Regions from separate parts of the Homo sapiens genome. Here region 1 is linked to region 2. The links are chromatin loops, found by intact Hi-C in ENCODE. Cell type or tissue: GM12878. All regions are shown on one strand. Each heading gives the region's core, and the rest is flanking DNA. Links, peaks and the distances in the headings are about the cores only. Region 1 overlaps LOC101928438 (a long non-coding RNA gene). Region 2 overlaps LOC101928438 (a long non-coding RNA gene).

What was found. Peaks named below come from ENCODE experiments on the same cell type or tissue, not always from the same donor. Only the 100,000 strongest peaks of a DNase experiment are listed, where the experiment ranks them.
Region 1: it touches region 2 in a loop (2.2-fold over the local background); 1 of 110 quality-filtered maps calls a loop at or near these places.

The regions. Positions count from the first base shown.
Region 1 is chr9:99,719,661-99,722,591 of GRCh38, reverse strand. The region is part of intron 2 of LOC101928438 (a long non-coding RNA gene); the gene reads left to right. All of the region lies in intron 2 of LOC124902234 (a long non-coding RNA gene), which reads right to left. Among named protein-coding and RNA genes, the nearest start is that of NR4A3, 100 kb to the left of the region's middle. In GM12878, for the core only: no CTCF peak of the experiment used is centred there; a DNase peak (open chromatin) is centred at 1,761; H3K4me3 peaks cover 577 bases; H3K27ac peaks cover 1,077 bases.
Region 2 is chr9:99,589,504-99,592,434 of GRCh38, reverse strand. All of the region lies in intron 4 of LOC101928438 (a long non-coding RNA gene), which reads left to right. Among named protein-coding and RNA genes, the nearest start is that of NAMA, 220 kb to the right of the region's middle. In GM12878, for the core only: no CTCF peak of the experiment used is centred there; a DNase peak (open chromatin) is centred at 1,328.

The sequences.
Region 1 (2,931 bases), core at 276-2,775, 130 kb before region 2:
TTTATCAGCCCAGAATGATGTTCCCTCATGCTTCTTCCCACTCAATTTCCAAATTCACCCCCCAATCAACTGCTGATCTGCTTTCTATCACATAGGTTAGTTTAGTTTATTCTAGAATTTCTTATGACTGCAATCATACAGTATATGTTCTTATGTGTTTTGTTTCTTTCACCGGACATACTTTTGAGATTCATTCATGTTGTGTATATCAGTAGATCATTTCTTTCTATCGCTGAGTAATATTCTATTCTTTGAATATGCCACAGTTTTAAAAAAACACTTTTGCCTGTTGACGTACATCTGGGTTTTTTCTAGTTTTTGGCTATTATGAATAAAGCTGCTATGAACATTTTTATATAGGGCTTTATGTAAGCATAGGTTTTCGTTTCTCTTGGGAAAATATCTAGGAGTAGAATTGCCCGGCCACAGGGTAGACATATGTTTAACTCTTTAAGAAACTACTAAACAGTTTTCCAAAGTTATTGCATCATTTTATACTCCCAGCAGCAATATATGAAAATTTGGATTGCTCCACATTCTTTCCAACATTTGATGTTGTTAATCTTTTCTTAAAAAATTTCAGTCATGTATGTGTGTATGTGTGTATATGTGTGTGTTTTACTTTGCATGAAACTTATAAATAATAAAGTTGAGTATCTTTATATGTGCTTGTTGGCCATTTGTATATCTTCTTTTGTGGCTGTCCAAGTCTTCTTTAAAAAATGATTTGTCTTTTTATTATTGATTTATAGAATTTCTTTGTATGTTCTATATGCAATGTATTTGTCAGAGAGATATATATTATATATATACATAATATTCACTATATATAGATATATTTTATATTTTATATATAAATTTTATATTTATATAATACATAAATATATTATCTATAATATATAAAATATATAAGTATATTATATATAATTTATATATAAAGTATAAATTATAAATATATAATATATATAATTTATATATAAAGTATAAATATATAATATATATAATTTATATATAAAGTATAAATTATAAAAATATATAATGTATATATATTTTATATTTTTATATCTAAAATATTCACTATATATAGCTCTATCTACATATCTATCTATCTACTGAATTTTTTTTCTCAGTGCGTGGCTTGTGATTTATTTTCTTGACGGTGTCTTGATGAGCAAATGTTTTACAGTTTTAGGTAGTACAGTCTATTAGTGTTTTTATTTTATGGTTTATGCTTTGTATGTTCTTGAAAAATGTTTGCCCATTGCAAGGTTGCAAACATTTTCTTCCACTTTTTTTTCCTTTGTAACTGTATTATTTTATATTTACATTTAACTCTATAACCCTTCTCATATGGGTTTTTTTGGATGTGGTGTGAGGTAGGGGTCAAGGTTCTTTCTCTCTCCCTTTTTGTTTTGGATATCCAGTTATTCCAACCCAGTCGTTGAAGAGATTTTTCTTTTGTCATTGAATTGCTTTATATATGGTTGTATTTCTGTACTCTATTTTGTTTCTAGTCCTGTTTTGTTTTCTGTTAGTAATGATTTTGAAATAGGAATAGATTGGGATTCTTAGATATATAGAAGTTAATGAATTAGTATAGTCTCACAATAAGCATTTTTTTTTAACCACTTGAAGACTTTTTCTTGTGTTCAATGAACACAAGATCACTTATTTGATCCTTATGTGAGTACTTGAGGGGAAGTGGTTACAAGGAGCCAGAGTGCTAGCGTGTTTTGGCTTTTACTTTCTGTTTTAAGCAACATCTTCCAAGAATAAGCTGAAATCAGGCAAGAATTAGCTGGTTTGAGAGCAAAAACAGAGGGAATAGAGAGAGTCTAGAAATGCAGGGGCTGACAGGGTTGGAAAACCCAGCTATTCCTGAACTGAAATAAGCTGCTGCCTTTCTATACAAACCTATTATTTCAAATGGTTGCAGTGTAGCTGCCATGAGTTGAGAGAGGTAAAAGCTAGGTCACATTTGACCTTTTGCAATTAGTTAAATTTTTTTGCTGAATTCTTACCCACTTATATTCCACCCAGTGTCTCTTTCTCTGGTGCTTTGGCTCAGGTGAACCAGAGGTCATGTCCTGGCTCTCCTTGGAGGGCCCATCTTTCCTTAGAATTCAGGTTACTTGTCCTATGATTGCAACTCTCTAATAGTTCAAGAAAAGCTCTGATTTGTAGTCTATCCGGCTTTATTGTTGTGAACGTTGGACAGATATATTTTTAGCTTTTTACATCCCATGTGGAAATAGAACTCCCAAGAGAGTGATTTAGAAAGATATTATTCATCTTGTAAGATAACTTCCTGTAGTATTCCTTTGAATCGCAATATCCATTACCATTCCCTTCAATCTGTTTCTTTATGGGATCTTACTCACCTGCCTCCAAACTGCTAGACTACATCTCCTGGAATGTGCAATTTGGCATGTATTTCTATTCTAAGTAACATGCACAGATCCTGGAAAAACTAAAAGACCCTGTTTGTTGATTAATTGATGAATGGAATGTATTTACCAATCTTCTCACCTGACAAATCCTTATCTGTCTTTCAAGACCAAAAGCAAATGTCACTTCTTCTGAGAAAGCTCTATGAGTTCCTTTAGGAAGAGTTAGTTATTTTTTCTCTATGCCTTCATAATACTTTGTACATTCCTCCACTAGATGATTTTTATATCTTTTAGTTTAGATTGTGAATAAGATTGGAGCATGACCAATTCTTCTTATTTTGTATCTTTAGGTGCCTAGAACAACGTGTGGTACTTATAATTATGACTCAGTTTGTCAAATGGATGCATAAAAATTGATTTTCTAAATGAGCTGCTGAATATCTTTGTTGAATGATTATACACATTGGGTTTTGCATTTATGTAACTTTTATGTACATGAAGAAATGTACTTGTAAATGTATGTGTATATGTGTGTGAGTGT
Region 2 (2,931 bases), core at 239-2,738:
TAGTTCCAGAATATTTTCGTCACCCCAAATAAAATCCTATACCTATTAAGCAATTGCTCCTCATTCTACCCTCTACTCCCCCTCTAGCCTCTGGCAAACCGCCAGTTGACTTTGTGTGTCTATGGATTTTCCTTTTCTGAGCATTTCATATTAGTGGAATCATACAGAATGTGGGTCTTTTGTGTCTGACTTCTTTCCCTTAGCATAATGTTTCCAACCTTCATCCATGTTGTAGCATGTATAGAACTTTATTTCTTTTTAGAGCTGAATAATATTCCATTGTATGAATATGCCACACAGAGTGGTTTTAACTCTTGTGGATTATTGCCTTCTTTGAAAATCTGATGACATGCACAAACACACTCTTCTCCCCACAAAACTGCATGTAATTTCAAGGCATTGAAAGAGACCCCCAAGTCCATTAATGTACCCCAGATTAAGATCTCCTGCTCAAGTAAGAGAACTTTTCCTGAATTATCCTATTCATTCATTCACTCATTCACTCATTCATTCATTCATTCATTCTAACCATTCATTTATAATTACTAATTGTATGTAAAGTGCTTTTCTATGGTGGAAGGCATGAGAATAAAAGTGAGAAAAAAGTGGACACTCGTGGAGCTTACTTTCTAGCGGTGGGAAGCAAATAAATTCAATCTGATTTTTACCATTGATCCCACATTTTGAAACATTCTCACTCTCAAAAATTTACATTTATTAAGTAATAATTAATACTAGGAAAATATATTAATAAAAATAATTAATATGGGAAGCAAATAAATTCAATCTGATTATTATTCCAGGAGAGGAATAATACTAAATAATAATTATTAATTATAGTAATAATTATTATTATTCCAGAAAAGGAATAATCTAGCAAAGAGGTCTAGATAATGTTCCTTCTTCCTGTGATAGCGGCAATTCTATCTTTAAATTATGAAACAATTCAGGTGAACATGTGGATTTTCTCAAATTTTTCTTTCAAAAAGGCTACAGTTTGCTATGTTTCATAGTAATTGAGAGCACAGGCTTGGGAGCCAGAGTCTACCTTTTCCATGAAATATCTGTTTCACCCCCACCCCAGAAAGTTAGTTACCTCTCTTCATATATTTTCATCTATAAAATGGTAATAATAATCCTATATAATTTATCCTTTTTACAACAACCCTACTCAATGAAATAAAGTATGTAAAACAACTAAGACACCTGAAATACAGATTTTGCTCAATAAATGGGGGATCATTTGTTTACCAAACAATTGCCCATTGCCATTCTCTCCTGAAGTAAAGCTCCTTTGCATGCTGCTTAACCATGGGGAAAAAGGAAGTGTTCTGTCACATGTGTTGTTTTAGTCAGAAAAAGAAGGAAGTGGGACGTGTCTTACAAGGCTGGAAGAAAAGGAGCTGGGCTGTTTCAGCCCCACCAGTACATACTGGTTGATGTTTCACCTCTCTGTCTCTATTTTGAGAATCATTCTGGATTTTCCTGAGATTTGGGTTCATGATGTCTTGTTTCTGCCTTAAAGGCAGAATCTCCCTTACCCAGCCTCTTCCTTCTGTTTTCTTCTGGGTCTCTGCTTTAGAGAATTCTTCCCTGGCCTTGTTTTCTCCTCTCCCTCCCCAGCCCTGTCACTCAATTCCCCTTATCCTGCTTTCTTTCTCTTCATGGCATTTAACACAATTTTTAATCTCTAGTGCATAGAACAGGGCTGGGCACTAGCAGACACTCAAGGAAATATTTATTGGACAGACCAATTTATTGAAAATCTCAGTATTCATGAATTTTGTATTTCCTGCCCACTTGCTGTTAGGTGTGGCTCAATTACTCATTTTGACTAATGAACTGTACTGAGTGGAAGTGACAATGTATCACTCTCAGGCAGATCCTTAATGAGCCAGGGCAAGCTATTGATTCTCTTTCCTTCTGTTGTGTAGCTAACCATATGTGAGATTGTGGCTGCATTGTCATCCCAAGTCCCAGAGTGGCTACAATGAGTGGAGCCTCCCCTAATTTCTTGTGATAGGGATGTTACATAAAAAAGAAATAAATCTTTACTGTTTTAAGCCACAGAGCTTTGTGGGTTATTTGTTACTACAGCATAACCTATATTTTCCTGACTGATACAAGTGCCAACCTTATAATTTAGTCTCTTACTCTCTCCCCACAAAAGAGATCTGGTAACACTCAACTTCAAATAAAAAACCCATGATTAGAAAAAATAGATGTGGCATTATAGTACTATCTTAGGTCGCATCTACGTCTAATTTATTCACAAGATGTCTACAGAATGATCATTGGTCAGCTCCTACTTCATGTACCGCACTTTAGCACTGGAGAATGAGATTAAGTTTTAGAAATCATTTCCTTCAGGTAGCAGAGGTTTCTCCACATGAGACCTCCCTACCCCACCCCCATCCCCAGGCCCTGTGCAATTTGTTCTTCCTCAGCCTCCACTGCAATGACTAAATCTGCACAGTCTCTGACCAACGTTAGCCCTTTTATGTTCATAAGACAGACAATTATCTCAATGCTCAATTGCAGATTAATTGAAGTGCTGGTATAGTAGAAGAAAAAAGATTTTGCATCAGAGAACTTTGGTTCAATCCATGAACCAAAAAGCTCCATGATCTTGAGTAAATTGCTTAGTTTTTCTGAACCAAAGGACCCCAATTATAAAATTGGGATGACAATGTGAGTCTAACCAAAATTCTTGCAGATAGATGTGTTTTGGAATTCAGAATTTTTTAGATTTTAGAAAGGTAATATGTTGCATATGATGCATAAATTGAAACAAACCAAGTAAGACCTGGGAAGCCCTTCAAAACGAAACACGTTACTATTTCTGCATCAAAATGTATCATAGTCAAGTAAATGGGACAAAGACTATGAAGAGGCTTTGTCATTACATGAGTTTTCCCAGAACTTTTGGTT